2 separate regions of the Homo sapiens genome follow, and region 1 is linked to region 2. The links are chromatin contacts, found by Hi-C or POLR2A ChIA-PET in ENCODE. All regions are on one chromosome and are shown on one strand. Each heading gives the region's core, a stretch centred on a gene start or an enhancer-like site at or near the end of the contact. The rest is flanking DNA. Distances are from core to core; before and after follow the strand shown.

Region 1 (4,996 bases), core at 363-2,862, 890 kb before region 2:
TCTGTAGAGTCTTTCGTATCATCTACATACCAAGCACATTGTCTGTAAATAATGAGTGTTCTAGATCTTCTTTTCCAGCCTTGACATCTCCTCTTTCTTTTTCTTACCTTTAGTTTAATATTGGGCATAAGGGATAATCACAAATGTCTTTGTTCCTTTCTCAATCACCAGGGAAAGCTTTCAAATTCTCATCGAGTGTGAAAATTGCTGTAACTTTTTCTCTTTGGCAAAATATTCTTCACCTGATTAAGAAATTTGCATTCTCTTTCTAGTTTACTAAAAATGTTTTTAATTGTAAATGAGTGTTGGATTTTTAAAATACTTTTTCTGCATCTATTGAGATCATCATTTTTCCCCTTTATTCTGTTAATTATATGTTGATTTAAAACTTCAAGCCAAACTCCCATATGGTGTATAAACCTTACTTGATTATGATATTATTATGTTTTTATAATTGTGGACTTACTTGACTAATATTTTAAGATATTAATGTCCATGTTCATAATAAAGATTGGCCTGTAATTTTAATTTCCCTTTTTTGTAATTAATTGTCAGGTTTTAGTATCAAGGTTATATTCACCTGGTGAAAGACTTGAGAGTTATTTCTTCTTTTTTTATTCTCCAAAAGTTAGTGTAAAATTTAGCATTTTTTCTTCCTTAAGTGTTTGGAATAATTCACTTATGAAGCTACCTGGGACTAAAGATTTCTTTAAGGGGGATTTTAAAGTATAGATTACATTTATTTAAAGAATATAGAAATATTACAATTAAATGTTTCTGCTTGTGTATGCTTTGATAAATTTAGCAATTCATTCTTTTCATTTAAATTTGCAGATTTAGTGGAATAAAGTAGTTCATAATATCCTTTTGTTACATATTTAGGATCTGCGGTAATATCCTCTTTATTTCTCACATTTAGAATTTGTTTTCTTTCTCATTTTCTTTCTGTCAGTCTTACCACAGTTTTATATCTTTCATTAGTCTTTTCAATAATCAACTTTTGAATGTTTTGTCCTAAGTTTTTATTGTAGTAAATTTCACATAGTATAAAATTCATCATTTAACCATTCAATGACATACAATTCAATGGCATTAAGTATGTTCACAATATTGTTCAACCATCACCATGATCTTGCGCCAGAATATTTTTCACCATCTCAGAAGGAAACCTATGTGCATTAAGTAGTTATTCCCCATCCTCCTCTCCCCTGCAGTTCCTGACAACTACTAATCTGCTTTCTGTCTTTATGGATTTGCCTTTTCTGGCTATTTCATGTAAATGGAATCCTATAATATGCTGCCTTTTGTGTTTGGCTTCTTTCACTTAGCATAATGATTTCAAGGTGCATCTATGTTGTGGCATGTATTAGGACTTTATTCTTTTTTTATAACTGAATGACACTTCATACAATGGATAGTCTCTCTTCAAGTTTGTTTTTTATTTCATTGATTGCTGATTTTATCTTCATTTCCATCCTTCTCCTTTCTTTGGATTTTTAAGCTTTTTGAGATGTGTGCTTAGACAATTGAAGTGAAGTGACATAGTTCTGTTAGCTTTCCCTTTTCGTACTTTCAGTTTCTGTTTTTAGGTGCACGTCAGTTTTGGTTTGCCCATATCTAGACATACAAACTTAGGGCTCCTACACTTCCTAATTGGATGACTTTGTATGAATGGGGATAATCGTATTGATCCTATCTCCTTGTCCAGGGTCTTGTGAGAGAATGTAAGGTAAAAGCATTTTGTAAACTAACTTCCAGACTTGGATAGTACCTTGTACTTTGCACTGCCATTGCTTTATATCTGCATAGTGCTTTCACAGGTTTTTAAAAATTTAATACAGCAAACCCACAGGAATTATCTCCATTTTACAGATGTTATTTCTGCTACTATAGAATTTTCAGGAAGTGACCATGAATTTAGTATTTAAAGCCCAGGGTTTTTGGGTTTTTTTTTCTTCCAGCTTTACTATAGCTGCCTCATGCAGAATGGTATTATTGGCATTCTTAGAACATTGGAATTTCACACTTTCAGAAACTTGAGAACATTGCAACAACTGCCAACAGGGCTCAGCATCCTCTGCAGATGAACAACACCAAGTGGTATAGTTACCCAATCAATCCTTTTGCACTTCTACAAAATTAAGCTTGGCAAACTTGGCTCTGGCTTTCTACCAATTCATTGACAGTTTTTACTGACTACTCCGTGAATTAGGCTTTTTGTGGGAAAATAAAAGAATGGGTTGATGTGATTGTTACCAAATATATTTAGGAAGAAGTATTTGAACATGTGCAAATAAATACTTAGCACATGAGGATCAAGGGAGGAAAGGAAAGGGATTCTAATAGTCAAGGTGAGATCTGAGTTTTTAAAGAAGTTTGCTTTTTAAATGTTTGGTTATACATTTCTGGTGATAAAAAAATTCTAAGTTTAAAACACCTTCATAACTTCTCATAACATTTAAAATCTTCACATAGCATGGACTCATACTCTTGTCTGCACATTTTAACATGTGTGAAATAGGAAATTATTGTATAATTAATAGTTTCTTAGAATTGTGTTGTAGATTAATTATAGTTTTTCTTTTTTAGTAGTACATAAAATAAAAGAATAATAGATAGTTATGTATTTAACACTGATGGCATTACAGTAAATAAAATATGGAACATTAAAGTATTCCAGAGGATTCTGTAATAACTTTTAAACATTCATTCATTCATTCATGTATTCAACAATATTTATTGAGCACCTAGATTTTGTTAGGTGCTGTACCAGGCGTTAGAGCTATAACAACAAGCAAGGCATTTTTATACAGGCTTCTGGTCTAGTGAGAAAAACAGTACCGTGATAAAGTATTAACAATACAGAGTGGCAGGAATAATAAAGAAGCAGCATGGTGCAATGAGACATATGAGAATGGTATCCAAGATTTAGACATCAGGAAAAACTAGTAGAAATAAATTGCAAACAGGTGCCTGAAGGAGCAGGTAGGATTTGATCATGTTAAGAATGGGGACTAGTATTCATACCCTCGTGTAATTCCTTCACCTTGAGAGAACAGAATGAATACAACATGGAAAAAATGATATGTCACTTTGAAAATTAGGTTACAAAGAGATGGTGACTTCCATCTGGCTTGTTAAAATGAGATCACAGTCCTGGCCAATGCCTGGGCTACGACCTTGGGAAAGACCCTGAGGCAGAGGCACCAGGTAAGTTGTAGTCATACTCCTGGCCCACAGAAAGTGAGAGGTGATAAGTGTTTGTTGTTATAAGCTGACACATTTCAGGCTTGTTTGTTACATGATGGTAGATAACTAATACATCTGTAGGGAAGTGGGGTGGACGTAGGTATGAGAGGGATTGCAAATAGGCATGAAGAAATTTGGAGGCAAAGGATATATTTATTACCTTGATGCCTGTGATGTTTTCATGGGTGAATATATATGCCAAAACTTATTGATTTATATATAATGACATATATTGAATTATAAACACATATAATTATATTTATATATTATAAATGTGTGCAGTTTATTGTATATAAATTATATCTCAATAAAGACGTTTGTATTTTAAAATGGGGAATAAAAAGCTTATGGAAAGACAGTGTTTCAGGCAAAAGAGCAAATGAAAACAAAAGCCCAGAGCAAGAGCTCCAGAAAAAGCAGACCATTTCAAAGTGTGCATTGACATGGGAAACCTTTGCTCTTGGATTTGAAAGAGATAAGTAGGTTAAGGGAAGGAAGGAGGACAAGATTGGTTGTGAAAAGAGGTAAAAGAGAACAAAGAGAACAAATAGTCAGTGACTTCAAACAAATACCATGGATTTTTGTGCAAGAAAGACCACTTGGGTTCTTTAAGGCCCATAGGACAACTGGGTCAGAAAAGGAGAGAGTGGCATCTCTAGTCTACTCCCAAACCATCTTTCAATCCCTGCTCCTCCTGCCTCCTTTATCCCCAACCCCTTGCCATTCATTTGTACTTTCCTTCCCTTTACAAATATTTGAGCATTTACTATGTGCCAGAAACTGTTCTAGGAGTTAGAGAGAAGGTAGTTAGCAAGTTAAGGTCTGTGACCTCTAAAAGTTTACATGCTAGTAGGGGAAGGCAGGTGGCATTAAGTAGGAAGATGATTTCCTATGGAGTGCTGTGAAGACAGTGGTGATAGAGTCCTTAACACCAGGTATGGCACAGCCTCAATCAGTCAGTTCAGTCCCAGCTGAACAAAACACTATTTGGGAGAAGAATCCTAGAGACCCTACTGTGCCAGGAAATAATACCTTGGTTGCTAGATCATGGTAAAGTGAGGGAGGATTCCAGGGAAGAGAGAATGGTCAGTATTGTGGAGGACCTCTTGGAGGGTCTGAGGAAGTGGTTATTTAACAACCACTGTAGAAATATGTCATTATTCTAATAACCAGTAATTCTGTACTGGTGCTAACCATTTGATATCAGCACTGAGGTCTTAGTAACTGGTGCAGAGAGAGGGTTCAGGAGAAGAGGGTGTGGAGGAAGTCTACTCTAGATGGTAATATTGGGAAAGGCCTCTCAGAAGAAGTGACATTTAAGCTATGACCTGAATGAAGAGAAAGAGAAATGCAAGGGGTAGTTGGGAAGTTAAGTCAGGGGGATGGGAAGAGGATTCTAGCCAAAGAATAGCAAAGACAATGATGGTGAAGTGCAATAAACTTGGTGTGTGTACCGAATGGTACAAAAGCTAATGTTGCTGCAACGTTATGCTGAGTGAATTATAAGAAATTAGGTCAGATGATAAGCACAGCCCAGATCTTGTGGGGCCTTTCAGGCCACAATAAGAAAATAAAATGAGAAGCCACAAGAGGGAGGATTTTAAGCATGGAAATGATATAATCTGATTTACATTTTTAAAGGATTACGTGGGCCTTGGTAAGAAGAATGGATTTGTGGGGAGGGTGATTAGGGAGAGAACAATGGAGAATCTGTTCTAGCCTGGAGATGATAGCAGCCTGAACCAGA
Region 2 (5,119 bases), core at 169-2,668:
TAAGAACTCTTTCTAAGTCTTTATCTAAAAACAAAATGCTCAAATTGCATGAAGAAGCATATATATATATATATTTTTTTTTTTTTCTTTTCTTTTTTTGAGATAGAGTCTCACTCTGTCACCCTGGCTGAGATGCAGTGGTATGATCACTGCAGCCTCTACCTCCTGGGCTCAAGCAATCCTCCTGCCTTATCCTCTGTAGTAGCTGTGAGTACAGGTGCACACCATCATACCTGGCTAATTTTTAAATTTGTGTAGAGACAGGGTCTCACTATGTTGCCTAGGCTGGTCTCAAGCTCCTGGGCTTAAGTGATCCTTTTGCTTCGGCCTCCCAAAGTGCTGGGATTATAGGTGTGAGCCACCAGGCCTGACCAACATATATATTTTCAAGGAGAAAGGAGTGCTAGGAAGAGTGTGAGATGGGTAGATACAAAGCAGGCATTCAAATACAAAGTATTTGAATTAAATTAAGTTTCTGTTTTATTGAGAAAAGTTATAAAACATTACAACTTTTGTGATGCAGTTTGTAATAGAGATGTTATTTATGGTCTTTCATACCCTTGCCCCCTTTAAAAATTGCCCACGCAGAGCTTCTGATGTCTAGGTGGCTATGTTTTATATCACACGACTCTCATGATGGGATACCTACCCAAATGTCAGCACTTACTAGGCTGTCTAGAGATTTATGAACTATATCAGAATCTCTCTCTTAGAAATCAAATAATAATAATGATGAAAGCCAATTAATAGCAGATATGAAAAAAACATGCAGAATGTGAATGAACCAGATTAGTGGTGAAGCTGTAGAGGAAAGAGTTGAAAAAGTCACAAACTCCTGCTCCTGAGATCTCTGAAGCCATCTTAAATAGAGAGCCAAGCCTGTCATGGTGGTGTGAGCCTGTAGTCCCAGCCACTTGGGAGGCTGAGGCAGGAGGATTGTTTGAGCCCAGGAATTCGAGGCCACAGTGTGCTATGATGGCACCATGAATAGCCACTGTATTTCAGCCTGGGCAACATAGCAAGACCCTGCCTCTAAAAAAATAAATAAATAAAGGAGCAGCCACGTTGCAGCTCCAATTTCAGTAGTCTGTTACCTTTCTTGCTCTTATTTCTCTATGTATGTCCCTGTCACCTGAGCTTCCTTGACTGGATCTCTGTTCGTTTTGCTTAAATAAACCTGAAGATACAAGATGATTATAAGGTAAAGTACCTATGATACAGATTTTGGACTATCTTAGTTACTACAACTCTATACATATTCCAGCAGTCATTTTTATAGTTTCCTCTTTTGTTTAATAATTGTTCAACATAATGAGATAGCCAGGTGGGAGAGGGTCCCTGGAAAAACTCCAACCAGCCTGCACACCAGGAGGAATGTGCATTGGGTGGAGACACGGAAGTTCACGCTGTTTGCAGAGGGGAGTAGTCTGGCCCCTCCTCTTCCTATCTGGAACCTGGAATTCAAATGACCAGGCGAGAAGTACTCTAGCAGGGACTCTGGCCTAGGGAGAGTCCCCGTTTCCCCTTTTCTTCTTTTTTCACCCAGTAAAACCCTGTCTTACTCACCATTCAAACTATCTGCAAGCCTGAATTTTTGTGGCCATGGAACAAAGAACCCTGTCATTAGCTAAACTAAGGAAAAGTCCTGCAACAATAAAATCACGAAGTCTGGAGTCTGTATTACTGGGCTAGGTGATAGAGATACAGAGATGAATCAGACAATCTGCCATCTAGAAGCATGTAGTTCAATTACACTTTTCTATATAGCGTGGTTGTTCATTACTGCAGATTGTCAGATCAGTGGTGACCAACTAGTTGCTAGGCAACTTGAAAGACAAGAATACAGAACGGATGCAGCTTCATTCTGTTATAAATTCTTCTTTGAAATGTTTGTCAAGAACTCTGAAGGATCTGGAATTTTCTCTACTTTAAAGCTAAGATGTTAGCCGGCCACAGTTTAATAGATGCTGGCGGAAGGCATGCAGCTTCTGGGTCAGAGACGAAAGACTTTGTTCCAGCAAGGCAAGGAACTAAAAGCTTTATATTTGCTTCAGGCCCCCTTTCCCCAAGTCCCTTGGGGAAAATGCAGAGCAATCCAAATGGATGTGTTGCAATTGAGAAACACCAACAAATGGAACCCAAAACTACAATGGGCTGGGAGCAAACCTGCTTGACATTTGCCCTGCAGGGAGCTATTATCTTGATTATAGTGGACAGTAACCTCTCCTCTGAAGGGAGACATTAACTCTCTCTTCCAAGGTTGCACACTATCATTATACAAACATCCTTGAACAGATATTTCAGAACGAAGGTCATCAGTGTCTCTGCTTGCAAAACATGCAGAAATGCCAAACATCCATGAATTGTGTTCCAACAATGTTCTTTATCTGGGTACTTTTTAAGACTATTCAAAATTGTGACTCTTATTTCTACTTTAAGATGGTCCTGTATTCCTCCATTTTTGCCATGTCCTGTTTACTAGGTATATTAGTTGAAACTGTTTTTGTTTTATATAACAGAAATTAACTTTCTCTAACTTAAGCAAAAAGGAAAGTTAGTAGAAGGATACTGGATTATTTCATAATTGAAAGAACAACCAAAAATCTAGTACTGTTTTGTGACCTCATCTGCAAAAGTTCACAGTCGTCTGTAGAGTGCTGTCATTGTCATGCCTCCATTATTCCTTGCCATTCTCCACTACAACTTTTAAATTTTCAAAAGAGAGGAGTTGAGTGGCTCAGCTTGGCTAAGGCTCTTCCTCTAGCTTTTCAGTTATGCCCAGAGGGGAAGGGCCATAAAAGCACCTAGTAAATCTTGGCTGCTCCCATAGAAAGAGAGATGATTTCTTTGGAACTTTGGCATCCTTCCCGATTGCTTTCTATTATATCTGGATTCATTTTTATTGATATTCCATTGCTCATTAGAGAAATGCAGTTATTGTTTTCAGCATTATTTCATTTCGCTTTTTAAATTAATTCAGTACAGTTTTGCTTTGTGTGTCATTTTCTTAGCCATCTTTTACCATTTTTCCATTTTTTAGAGTCATCTTTTGAAGTGATCTGAGCTAATTGAGTAATTCAAGAGTTTTTGGTAAATATAAGTCATCTCTGGTGATTGAAGATAGATAGGACTATATGTCTTTCCTTGTCAATCTTGCTACCAAGTAGTATGTCACAAGTAGAACAAGATTTAGCCTAAGTTTCATTATGTTAAATATTTATTAGTTCTCCATATATCTTCAAGACCATATTTCAACTATGAAAAATTATTATTGACATCTTTTATGCTAATTAACACACCTTCTGGTGTAGATTTTAATAATGATATTTGAAATGCCAGAATAGCCAATTCTAAAGCTATGGATTTTCCTAATTAGGATATGTCCAAGATTACTCAATCAGCCCTGGAGTGTGGATTAATGTTACTTTATAGCCCTCATGCACATATATACATAAAACCTCCTGTGGAAGTATTTTTGAAATAAATTACCTGACAGACAATATAATAGGTCAGATTTTAGGCATTTAGTCATGTACTCATGCTAATTTCCACACTCCTTTGTAATTAACATTCTTCCTGACTGGATTAATTGGGTTTGCAATAAGTAATCACATTTGTAATATTGTAACTGTTCCCAAATTAATTGCTCACATGTTCAATGAGCCATTACATGTTCTTTTTAAAACAGCTTAAAGAGCCCACTATTTGAAAGCTGTAGTCCTAAACATTTTGGGGAGAGGGATACAGAATCACCTAAAAATATGATGATGTTAATAAACCAGTGGTTCTCAAACTCTGAGAGTACATGGGAACCACCTTGGTGTACTAATTAAATATAGAAATATCTTGGGTCCACCCCTAGCAATTCTGGTTTGGTAAATATTGTGTGGGATCTGGAAAAACTTAGAGAAGTACAATATACTTTGTCTTCCTAGAAAAAGGCACATAGGCACAGACTTCCAACTTTGCCATTGACTTTAAGGGAGGGTTTCAGAACCTTGTGGCTTTAGTCTCATACAGTTTTCCTCAAGACTTCCTGCAAATTGCAATCACCGAGGGAGTTTTAAATAATATTTCAGACCAATTAGATAAAAATAACGAGTGGTAAAGGTTGACTAAACAGTCTGCATGATTTTCTTCCCAACCCAGAATGCAGACTAGAGATTTTTTCCCAATGTATCAATCTATTTTACTGAATTAGACTTACTTGGCAGATACCTCACAAAAGTGATAATAAAAAGACCAATAACCCTATACATCCTACAAAATACGCAGTTTAATTTGTGTATTGGTGAGAAGGCACATCATTTTTGTCATTGATTTGTCTTTCTCTTTTCAATGGTTCAAAAGATTTAGTGGACTTTGTTCTGTTTTTGATACATAGCCCTCCCAAGTTTGAGAGAAGGAAAGCAAAGCTCTTTTTATAATTTATGGTGTCAAGGTGACCATTTATTGTGATATTTTAGTGGAAGAAAGTCTAAGAAAACATGTGGAGGTTAAAACTGACCATAAATTCACTATATTTTTAAAAGCATTCCCAGTTGTAAATAAAAGTATGTATTTGTTGTGAATAACTCAGAGAAATTGTTAAATGGGCAATTTTCTAGATGCTATCTGAGAACGGTTTTTTTTTAAAATTATTTTCATTAGGAACAAACCTTATCATGATGAACAAAGTAGCAGTTGGAAACTCTAGTTATATTGATAAACTTTTAGAAATGATTTCAAACTTCTGTATTATAAGGGAAAGTAGATCTATAATCAGTGTTAAAAAAACCATTTTGAAAATATCTATAATCAAAGCTGCTTCTATGTTTCTTTGAAGTGGATCCACTTATAATATGACTCATAAACACTCAAAGCACTGGCAGTAATAGGTGATTTAATATGTTTAAAGCCCTTTAGTAAATTCATGTAGGGCAAGAAATTTCTCTGAGGACATTAATAATTGTGATTATTTCTTATGCTGATAAACTCTTGAGTTAGAATTTTTACAGCCGGCCACACGGTTTTAGAAAATCAAGTAAAAATTAAGTGTCAGAGGTTTGGCAAATTTAACATGTATGAGTTATAGTCCATTTGTGTTGAAGAACTGGCTTCCAAGTAAGCAAAGTAGCCA

Evidence for each region. A loop is a pair of places that touch in the nucleus more often than their neighbours do. ChIA-PET counts read pairs that join two places held with the same protein, here RNA polymerase II (POLR2A). Pooled maps may share reads with other maps.
Region 1: a loop to region 2 is called in a pooled map, with 2.5 times the contacts of the local background. The contact joins two enhancer-like sites. A Hi-C loop is called at or near these places in 1 of 37 single-sample maps with no recorded cell type and 3 of 50 pooled maps. POLR2A ChIA-PET finds 5 or more read pairs at or near these places in 1 of 52 experiments (WTC11).

What each region holds. Positions count from the first base shown.
Region 1 is chr7:95,327,452-95,332,447 of GRCh38, reverse strand. No RefSeq gene overlaps it. Among named protein-coding and RNA genes, the nearest start is that of PON1, 5.4 kb to the right of the region's middle. Within about 2 kb of position 1,612, at least 2 of the 41 ENCODE cell types and tissues checked have a DNase peak (open chromatin) inside an H3K27ac peak, as active enhancers do.
Region 2 is chr7:94,437,215-94,442,333 of GRCh38, reverse strand. No RefSeq gene overlaps it. Among named protein-coding and RNA genes, the nearest start is that of COL1A2, 45 kb to the right of the region's middle. Within about 2 kb of position 1,418, at least 2 of the 41 ENCODE cell types and tissues checked have a DNase peak (open chromatin) inside an H3K27ac peak, as active enhancers do.